Linked DNA regions of Homo sapiens: region 2 is linked to region 1. A link is an interaction called in ENCODE POLR2A ChIA-PET data of the cell type or tissue named here. Cell type or tissue: Caco-2. All regions are shown on one strand. Each heading gives the region's core, and the rest is flanking DNA. Links, peaks and the distances in the headings are about the cores only. Region 1 overlaps B4GAT1-DT (B4GAT1 divergent transcript). Region 2 overlaps GAL3ST3 (galactose-3-O-sulfotransferase 3).

Region 1 (5,369 bases), core at 49-5,048:
GCCTGTAATCCCAGCTACTCGGGAGGCTGAGGCAGGAGAATTGCTTGAATCAGGGAGGCGGAGGTTGCAGTGAGCTGAGATCGCAGGATTGCACTCCAGCAAGACTCTGTCTCAAAAAAAAAAGTTATGCTTATGCTACATTGTAGTCTATTAAGTATGCAATAGCATTGTGTCTAAAAAACAATGTATATACCTTAATTAAAAATATTTATTGTGGCTGGGTGCGGTGTCTCACACCTGTAATCCCAGCACTTTGGGAGGCCATGGTGGGCTAGGGCAGATCACCTGAGGTCAGGAGTTTGAGACCAGCCTGGCCAACATGGAGAAACCCCGTCTCTACTAAAAATACAAAAATTAGCTGGGCATGGTGATGCGTGCCTGTAATCTCAGCTACTCGGGAGGCTGAGGCAGGAGAATCACTTGAACCTGGGAGGTGGAGGTTGCAGTGAGCTGAGATCTCGCCACTGCACTCCAGCCTGGGCAACAGAGCAAGACTCCATCTCAAAAGAAAAAAGAAAAAAAAAAAACCTTATTGCTTAAAAATGCTAGTGATCACCGGAACCTTCAGTAAGTCATAATCCTGAAACCTTTAGCAAGTTGTAATCTTTTTGCTGGTGGAGGGTCTTGCCTCGATGTTGATAGCTGCTGACTGATCAGGATGGTAGTTGCTGAAGATGGGGGTGGCTGTGCCAATTTCTTAAAATAAGGCAACGATGAAATTTGCTGCACTGATTGATCCTTTCATGCAAGATTTCTCTCTAACATGCGATGCTGTTTGATAACATTTTACCCACAGTAGAAGTTCTTTCAAAATTAAAGTCAATCCTCTCAAATCCTACAGCTACTTTATCAATTAAGTTTACATAATATTCTAAATCCTTGTTGTCATTTATCAATGTTCACCGCATCCTTGCCAGGAGTAGATTCTATCTGAAGAAACCACTTTGATGATCCAGAAGAAGCAACTCCTCATCCATTCAAGTTTTCTCATGATATCGCAGCAATTCAGTTACATCTTCAGACTCAACTTCTAATTCTAGTTCTCTTGCTATTTCCATCATATTTGCAGTTACTTCCTCCACTGAAGTCTTGAACCCTTCAAAGTCATCAGCGTATTCCAAGGTCTCCAGTGCAGTGGCATGATCATGGCTCACTGCAGCCTAGACCTCTGGGTTCAGGTGATTCTCCCGCCTCAGCCTCCTGAGTAGCTGGGACTACAGGTATGCGCCACCATGGCTGGCGATTTTTTTGTATTTTTAGTAGAGACGGGGTTTCGCCATGTTGCCCAGGCTGTTCTCAAACTCCTGGGCTCAAGGGGATCTGCCTGCCTTGGCCTCTTGAAGTGCTGGGATTACAAGCGTGAGTCACGACGCTCGGCCTCACTTTCTTATCTTTTGTGTGTTCACTGGGGTAGCACTTTTAATTCCTTCAAGAACTTTTCCTTTGCATTCACAACTTGGCTGACCATTTGGCACAAGAGGCCTAGCTTTCAGCCTATCACAGTGTTTACCATGCCTTCCTCACTATGTGTAATCATTTCTAGCTTTTGATTTAAAATGAGAGAAGTGCAACTCTTCCTTTCACTTGAACACTTAGAGGCCAACATAGAATTATCAGCCTAATTTCAATATTTTTGTGTTTCAGGAAATAGGGAGGTATGAGGAAGGGGAGAACAGTCAGTCGGTGGAGCAGTCAGCACACACACAACACTTACTGATTTTTTTTTTTTTTTGAGACGGAGTTTCGCTCTGTCACCCAGGCTGGAGTGCAGTGGCACGATCTCGGCTCACTGCAAGCTCTGCCTCCCGGGTTCATGCCATTCTCCTGCCTCAGCCTCCTGAGTAGCTGGGACTACAGGAACCCGCCACCTTCAATCTGTAAAAAAAAAAAAATGCAATTATCTGTGACGTGCAATAAACCAAAGTGCAATAAAGTGAGGTATGCCTGGCTGGGCGTGGTGGCTCACGCCTGTAATCCCAGCACTTTGGGAGGCGGAGGGGGGTGGATCACAAGGTTAGGAGATTGCAACCATCCTGGCTAACAGGATGAAACCCCGTTTCTACTAAAAATACAAAAAAATTAGCCAGGCGTGGTGGCAGGCACCTGTAGTCCCAGCTACATGGGAGGCTGAGGCAAAAGAACGGCGTGAACCCGGGAGGTGGAGCTTGCAGTGAGCCTAGATTGCACCACTGTACTCCAGCCTGGGCAACAGAGCGAGACTCCATCTAAAAAAAAAAAAAAAAAGTGAGGTATGCCTTTACCCAGAAGTAAAAAGGACTATAAGAGAATACTATGAATAACTGTATGCTAACAAATCAGATGAAATGGACAAATTCCTGAAAACACACAAACTACCAAAACTGATGCAAGAAGAAACAGGAAATCTGAACAGACCTATAACAAGTAACCAGATTTAATCTGTAATCAAAAACCTCCCAACAAAGAAAATCCCAGGACCAGATGGCTTCACAAGTGAATTCTACCAATCACTTAAAGAATTAACATCAATCCGGCTGGGCGCGGTGCCTCATGCCCGTAATCCCAGCACTTTGGGAGGCGGATGAGGGCAGATCACCTGAGGTCAGGAGTTTGAGACCAGCCTGCAACATGGTGAAACCTCGTCTCTAGTAAAAATACAAAAATTAGCCAGGCATGGTGGCGCACACCTGTAATCCCAGCTACTCTGGAGGCTGAGACGGGAGAATCGCTGGAACCCAGGAGGCAGAGGTTGCAGTGAGCCGAGATCATGCCACTGCACTCCAGCCTGGGTGACAGAGCGAGACTCTGTCACAAACAAAACAAAACAAAACAAAACAAAAAGAATTAACAACAATCCTATAACAGTGTAGTGTGCAAAGTAAAAAGAAATTTACAACAATCCTTCTCAAACTCTTCCAAAAAATAGAAAACACTTTACAACTCATTCTATGTGACCTGAGGCCAAACTAATATACAGACCATCCCAAGAAAACTACAGACCGTATCTCATATGAATATAGATGCAAAAATCCTCCACAAAATACTAGCAAACCTAACCCAGCAACATATTAACAGAATTATACACCATGACCAAGTAGGAATTATTCCAGAAATGCAAGATTGTTTAACATACAAAAATCAATCAGTGTGGCCGGGCACGGTGGCTCACCCTGTAATCCCAGCACTTTGGGAGGCTGAAGCAGGTGGATCACTTGAGGTCAGGAGTTTGAGACCAGCCTAGACAACATGGTGAAATCCGTCTCTACTAAAAATACAAAAAATATTAGCTGGCTGTGGTGGTGCACACCTGTAATCCCAGCTAGTCAGGAAGCTGAGGCAGGAGAATCACTTGAACCTGGGAGGTAGAGGTTGCCATGAGCCAAGATCGCGCCACTCACTCCAACCTGGGTGACAGAGCGAGACTCCATCTCAAAAAAAAAAAAAAAAAAGAAAGGCTGGGTGTGGTGGCTCATGCCTGTAATATCAGCACTTTGGGAGACCGAGGCGGGCAGATCACTTGAGGTCAGGATTTCAAGACCAGCCTGGCGAACATGGTGAAACGGCATCTCTACTAAAAAATACAAAAATTAGCCAGGCATGATGGCGCATGCCTGTAATCCCAGCTACTCCGGAGGCTGAGGCATGAGAATAACTTGAACCCAGGACGCAGAGGTTGCCGTGAGCCAAGATCGCTCCACTGCACTCCAGCCTGGGAAACAGAGCAAGAACGTCTCAAAAAAAGAAAAAGAAAATCAATCAATGTAATACACCACATTAATAGAATGAAGAGGAAACACCAAGTGATCACCTCAATTTATGAACAAAAAGCAAGTGACAAAATCCAACACGCTTTCAAGATAAAAAGCATGTGACAAAGTCCAACACTCGTTCAAGATAAAAAGCATGTGACAAAGTCCAACACTCGTTCAAGATAAAAATGCTGAATAAACAAGGAATAGGTGGAAACTTCCTTCACCTGATAAAGGGCATTTATGAAAAATCCACAAATAACATCATACTTAATGGCGAAAGACCTAAAGCCTTCCCCCAAAGATCAGGAACAAGAGAAGGATACGTGGTTTCACCGTTTCATCTCCTCAACATTGTACTAGAAGTTCTAGCTAGAGCAATTTGGCAAGAAATGAACTTCTGCACTGGGGTGGGAAAAAAAATGGCAAGAAAAAGAAACAAAAGTTAACCAAACTGAAAAAGAGGTAAAACTATTCATAGTCACAGATGACATAATATATACATATATAGAAAATCCTAAGGAATACATGCATACACACAGAGACACACACACACACACACACAGACACGTACACACATACACAAACTTTTAGAGCTAATAAAGTCAGCAAAGTTGCAGAATTCAAGATTAACACACAATAGCCTGGCTCAGTGGCTCGTGCCCGTAATCCAAGCACTTTGGGAGGCTGAGGTGGGTGGATCACTCGAGGTCAAGAGTTCAAGACCAGCTTGGCCAACATGGTGAAACCCTGTCTCTACTAAAAATATAAAAATTAACTGGGTGTGGTGGCGCACGCCTGTAGTCCCAGCTACTAGAGAGGCTGAGGCAGGAGAATCACTTGAACCTAAGAGGCGGAGGTTGCAATGAGGTGAGATCACTCCACTGCACTCCAGCCTGGGAGACAGAGTGAGACTCTGCCTCAAAAAAAAAAAAAAAAAGTTAACACACAAAATTCTGGTTGGGCACAGTGGCTCATGCCTGTAATCCTACCACTTTGTGACGCTGAGGCAGGTGGATCACCTGAGGTCAGGAGTTTGAAACCAGCCTAGCCAACATGGCAAAACCCCGTCTCTACTAAAAATACAAAAATTAGCCGGGTGTGGTGGCATGCACCTGTAGTCCCAGCTACTCGGGAGGTTGAAGCTGGAGAATTGCTTGAACCCGGGGGGCAGACGTTGCAGTCAGCCAAGATCGCGCCACTTCACTCGAGCCTGGGTGAAAGGGCGAAACTCCATCTCAAAACAACAACAACAACAACAAAAATTCAGTTATATTTCTATACACTAACAATGAACAACGTGAAAAGGAAATTAAGAAAACAACTCCATTTACAATAGGATACAAAAGAATAAAATACCTAGGAAAAAATTAACCCAGGAAGTAAAAAACTTGTCCACTGAAAATACAAACACTGGCTGAGCTTGGTAGCTCACTCCTGTAATCCCAGCACTTTGGGAGGCCGAGGTGGGCAGATCACCTGAGGTCGGGAGTTCGAGACCAGCCTGACTAACATGGAGAAACCCTAGTCTACTAAAAATACAAAATTAGCTGGGCATGGTGGTACATGCCTGTAATCCCAGCTACTCCGGAGGCTGAGGCAGGAGAATCACTTGAACCCAGGAGGCAGAGGTTGCAGTGA
Region 2 (5,369 bases), core at 151-5,150, 310 kb after region 1:
TCTGATGAGCCTGGGCGTCCTGACCTGCCTGGGATAGCTGGGAGAACTCTCTCTATGGAGAAGACACCAGGCACAATGGGGAGTCGTGTGAAGCATCTGAGGGCAGGAGCCAGGGCCACTGCTCTAAAGCACAGCTCCAGCAGCACCATCATGCACCCCACACCAGCCAGAAAATCCGATGGAAACCCAGCCCAGTGGCCCCCTCCCTGAGAGGCACTGCCTTGGCCCCATCTCCAAAACAGGCATCTTGGAGTCAAATTGCCAAGGGAAGGCAGGCCTCCCACAGTGTCCGAGCAGCACCCTCTCTCAGGACCTGGAATGTTTAGCCTGGCCGAGTGCCCACCCAGAGGAGACAGGGTTACTGCTTCCAAATACCTGAAGGTCTGTCATGGAGAAAAATGTTCTATGTGCTCTAGGAGGGCAGCACTACCAAGAGTGCAGAATGGGAGGTGTAAGGGGCAGGCCGAAGCAGGTGCTACCACTGGCAGGGTAATCCTGGCTGTCCCGGAAAGAACCTGAACAAGCTGTAAGTTGCTCAGAAATGGACCAGGCTGTATCAGGAGGTGATGAACACCCTGTCATTGACAGTGGCCATACAGAAGCTGGTGCCCGCCTTCAGGGGCTGGTGTCCAGGGAATTCCTGCACTGAGGATGCCCTGTCCCCTGTCCCTAAGCAGGCCTCAGACTGGGGCCTGGCTAGCTCCCCAGAGCTCAGCCATGTAGGGAAGTGGGGAAAGGCCCAAGAGTGGGACAGAGGGGGATACCAGGCACCTGTCACTCTCTCTGTGCGGCCAGTAGAAGCTCTGCCCTCGGGAAAGGTCCCCCATAGCTAGGCTTGACTTCCTTGGCTGACCCTGAATCCTCTGAGAAATAGGGTGGTTTCTGCAAGTTTAGCAAAGGTGGATGTAGACTCCCCTCTTCCCATCTTGGGACACTTCTGTCTAATCACCAAGTTCTCTAAGCAGCAGGAGTGACAGAGGAAAAAGGTGTGTATCCTTAGAGGGCCAAGGGCTCTCACTTCCTCCTGCAAGCAGCCCCAGCCAGGCCAGGCCAGCCCTTCTCTGCCCCAGCAATCCTTGAAGAGACAGGGAGGGCCTTAGACTTCCTCTGCTGTGCCCTTGGTTACCCTCTGTGGCTGGACCCTTTACCCTTGGCTCCGGCCGGATTAAGTCTGTCTGCAGGCAGGTGGAGGGAAGCAGCGATAAGGCCTAGAGAGAAGGGGAGGCATAAACAGAACATCTTTCCACCCAAACAGGTTTAAATGTAATCCAGGATTAAGGGAGCAGGGTCAAGAAGAGAGACTGGAAGCCAAGCCCAGGGCTCCCAGAAAAGGTGATGATCAAAAGGGTTTTCATATTACCTTACCCCTCCTGGGACCCAGGTGTCCTAGTTCCACATGCACATGCCCATCAGGTTCCAGGCTCCCCCTCCCCCGTGGAGAAGGATATGTGTGAGGGCTGAAGCTAAACTTGAACCTGGAGACTGAGGCCCCACCCTAGCTTGGGGACAGGCATCACTGCTGAAGTGGACTTTCCACGGGAGCTGCCCAGGATTGGGCTGCCCTTAAGCCAAGGCATTCCTGTGGGGAAAGGAGACTTGTGTGTGACCAAGCCCTCCTCCCCTCTCTTACTCCTGGGCTTACCTGGGATGGAAGCTCACCTTCTCCTGGAGATCCTCCGTAGGGCAACAAGCAGGAGCCACCTCTTACCCAACCCACACCCCGCCCAGGCTGCCATCTCATTGCTTTGGTCAGGCACTTTTCCCTGCAGAGTCAGCTGATGGGGCCGCCTGGGTTTCAGGTGTCTGGGGATGGAATCCAGATAGGGCTCCAGGATTTCAAGACCTTCCTTTCCCTCATGAATTTCTCAGTCTTGGGCCCTCAGGGCAGGAGCCCAGCTAGGAGCGCTCAGGACTCAGAAGGATGCAGAATTGCCAGAGTCTAGGGCAAGGTTGGGGAAACCAGTTCTCTACAGAAATAGCATATACAGTGTCTAAGGGCATGGACTTTGGAGCCAGAAACAGCAGGTATGAATCTCATTTCTACTGTTACCAGCTGTGTAGCTATGGACAAGTGATATAATCTCTTAGAGCCTCAGTTTCCTTATCTATACAGTGGGAATAATACCTAGGTCAGGGCTGTGGTGAGGACTAAATGGGATTAAGTATGTAATAATACAGTACATAGAGTAAGCCTGCAGTATCGACTCAAAGCCATATCGATCCAAGGAGGTGAAGGCCTGATCAGTGTTTCCGAGGAGCTCGGTTTCTCTGGGGAGTCAGGACCAACCCTGGGCTAAAGCAATTGGGCAAGGAGTCCTGGAGGAGAGGAAACTTTGAGTTGAGACCTCTATGTTCTGAGCCAAGCCCTGGCGCTAAAGCCACTCCACTGGGGAGACATGTACAAATAACCATGAGACAAAGACGAGTTAGGAGCAGGCAGAGAGACAGAGACAGGGCTGAGGGATGGGAGTGGCTACAGCCTGAAGGGCTGGCTACACCCCAGACCCTGTAATTCCACCCAAGACTAAGTTATCTGGAGCAGTGAGGAGATAGGGTCTTGATAACGGGAGGTAGGAATCCGATCTGCCCTGGCCTCTCTGCTTACCCCACCTGTTGGAGCTCTTTGCATCAGACCTGCTGGGGGCCAGATCCCATCTCCTCTGCCCACTGCAAACCCGTCTGCCTTCTTCTGCCAGGCTTCTCGGGAACACTGGCCCTGCTACCAGAGCCGCAGGATCCCCCATGAGTGCCTGTGAAGGGAGTCCTGGATAGTGAGGCCCTGGCTGGTCCAGGGGTGGGTACTCCGCCATGCCACCCATCCTCCAGCGCCTGCAGCAGGCCACCAAGATGATGAGCCGCCGGAAAATCCTGCTGCTGGTGCTAGGGTGCAGCACCGTAAGCCTTCTCATCCACCAGGGGGCGCAGCTCAGCTGGTAAGGGGGCGGGGCCCCAGGGGGGCCGGAGCTCCCCTCCCCATTCTTCCACCTGCTAGAAGGGTCCTGCTAGGCTTTGCTCCTCCCCTCTATTCTGAAAGTGCTTTCCCTTTAGGGCCACACAGCCTCCCTGGACAGGGACTGCTCTTCAATGAAAGGGCTGAGTGACTTGCTCAAAGTTACAGAATCAGTTAGCTGAGATCCGAATCCAGCTCAACTCCCCACAGCATGCAGCTAAGCATTTCCCCAGTGGAAACAACTTCTCACAACTTCCGTAGTGCTGGGCAAGGCCAAGTCCCCTCACTTCTCCGAGCCCCCGTTTTCTCATCTATAAAGTGAGACATGATATGTGTGACACAGCCAGTCACCCTCACACAGGATACCATGTGATTCATGGGAACCCCAACCCTACTCCTGACTCACTGTGTGAACCCAACAAATCCCTGCACCTCTCGGAGACTTCATGTCCCCATTTTCTACACTGTCTGCCCCTGAGAATGGTGTGAATGCGCCCAGCCCCCCTTGCCAGATAATTTGGTTTGAAATCCCAAACACCCATGTTTTAAGAATGAAGCAACAGAAATGAAAGCTTCACGAGGGCTAGGATTGTTTTTGTATATTACTGTATTTCTTGAACCTAGCATTAACCTGGCACATAGTGGACACCCAAAAAATATTTGATGACTGAATTAATGAGGCTTTAGAAGCCTCAAGAGAAACATAACAATGGGTTGCTGCAAAGCCCAGTGCCAACCATCTACAAAGTGAGGAGCCAGTTAAAGAGTAAAAATGAGAAAGAGCAAAAGGATTTAGTGACCATGTGAGTCGTCTCCAGACTTTGTGTAAGTGATTGTTCTCCTTTTGGCCCTCAGTTTCTACATATACAAAGTGGGATTCCTCAAAGATCTCCAGGGGTCTTTGTCCCTTATTTATTTCTACATAAACAAATTATCTTAAAGCTTAGCAGCTGAAAACACAAACATCTGTTATTTTGGGTCAGGAAGCCAGGTGTGGCTTACTGGGAACTTCTGGACCAAGGTCTTTCATGGGGTTGCAACCAAGGTGTTTGCTGGTGATGCAGTCTCATCCGAAGGCTTGATTGGAAGGGATCAGCTTCCAAGCTCACTCACGTGGTTTTGACAGGCTTCAGGTCTTCAAGCCGGCTGGTGGACTGAGGGCCTTAGGTCCTTGTGGGCTTTTCCCACTTAGTGGTAGCTCCCTATAGGGCTGCCCACTATATGGCAGCTTGCTTCCCCCATCATCTGTCATCCCAGATTGAGTGAAAGACACCAAGATACTAGCCAGCCACAGTCTTTCTATGATGAAATTTAAGAAGTGACATCCCATCATTTCTGCCCTCTTCTCTTCTTTAGATGCAATGATAAGTCCAGCCTAACTCAGGTGAGGGGAATACTCAAGGGCATGAATACCAGGAGGGCAGCAGGGATCATAGAGGGCATCTTAGAGGCTACCAAGCACCGCCCTCGACCTTTCCATGAGTGCAGCCCAGGCGGGGCCGCGCTGTGGGGCATCCCACAGTCCTTGGGTAAGGGCAGGGGTCAAGCGGCAGCCCCCTCACACCCTCCTCTCCGCACACTCCCTGGGCCTGGCAGGTACCCCAAGCTGTTCCCCTTGAGCTGCCCTCCTCTGCGGAACTCGCCGCCGCGCCCCAAGCACATGACTGTGGCCTTCCTGAAGACTCACAAGACGGCAGGCACGACGGTGCAGAACATCCTGTTTCGCTTTGCCGAGCGCCACAACCTGACGGTGGCCCTGCCGCACCCGAGCTGCGAGCACCAGTTCTGCTACCCCCGCAACTTCTCGGCGCACTTCGTGCACCCGGCCACGCGGCCGCCGCACGTGCTGGCCAGCCACCTGCGCTTCGACCGTGCGGAGCTGGAGCGCCTCATGCCGCCCAGCACCGTCTATGTCACCATCCTGCGCGAGCCGGCCGCCATGTTCGAGTCGCTCTTCAGCTACTACAACCAGTACTGCCCGGCCTTCCGGCGCGTACCCAACGCCTCGCTCGAGGCCTTCCTGCGCGCGCCCGAGGCATACTACCGCGCTGGCGAGCACTTCGCCATGTTCGCACACAACACGCTGGCCTACGACCTGGGCGGCGACAATGAGCGCAGCCCGCGCGACGACGCCGCCTACCTGGCGGGCCTCATCCGCCAGGTGGAGGAGGTTTTCTCGCTCGTCATGATCGCCGAGTACTTCGACGAGTCGCTAGTGCTGCTGCGGCGCCTACTGGCCTGGGACCTGGACGACGTGCTCTACGCCAAGCTCAACGCGCGCGCCGCCAGCTCGCGCCTGGCCGCCATCCCCGCGGCGCTGGCGCGGGCGGCGCGCACCTGGAACGCCCTGGACGCCGGCCTCTACGACCACTTCAACGCCACCTTCTGGCGCCACGTGGCGCGCGCGGGCCGCGCGTGC

Evidence for each region. ChIA-PET counts read pairs that join two places held together with the same protein. Peaks named below come from ENCODE experiments on the same cell type or tissue, not always from the same donor. Only the 100,000 strongest peaks of a DNase experiment are listed, where the experiment ranks them.
Region 2: POLR2A ChIA-PET joins it to region 1 with 8 read pairs; 1 of 35 experiments calls an interaction of 5 or more read pairs at or near these places.

The regions. Positions count from the first base shown.
Region 1 is chr11:66,349,961-66,355,329 of GRCh38, reverse strand. The region is part of intron 1 of B4GAT1-DT (B4GAT1 divergent transcript); the gene reads right to left. Among named protein-coding and RNA genes, the nearest start is that of TRS-GCT3-1, 4.5 kb to the right of the region's middle. In Caco-2, for the core only: no CTCF peak of the experiment used is centred there; a DNase peak (open chromatin) is centred at 1,969; H3K4me3 peaks cover 845 bases.
Region 2 is chr11:66,042,855-66,048,223 of GRCh38, reverse strand. GAL3ST3 (galactose-3-O-sulfotransferase 3) reads left to right here. Exons shown (of 3, transcript NM_033036.3): 2 at 2,697-2,933; 3 at 4,547-5,369. The coding sequence starts at 2,809. Among named protein-coding and RNA genes, the nearest start is that of GAL3ST3, 3.6 kb to the left of the region's middle. RefSeq lists an enhancer at 2,582-2,781 and a silencer at 2,892-2,941. In Caco-2, for the core only: a CTCF peak has its summit at 2,910 (motif pointing right); a DNase peak (open chromatin) is centred at 2,913.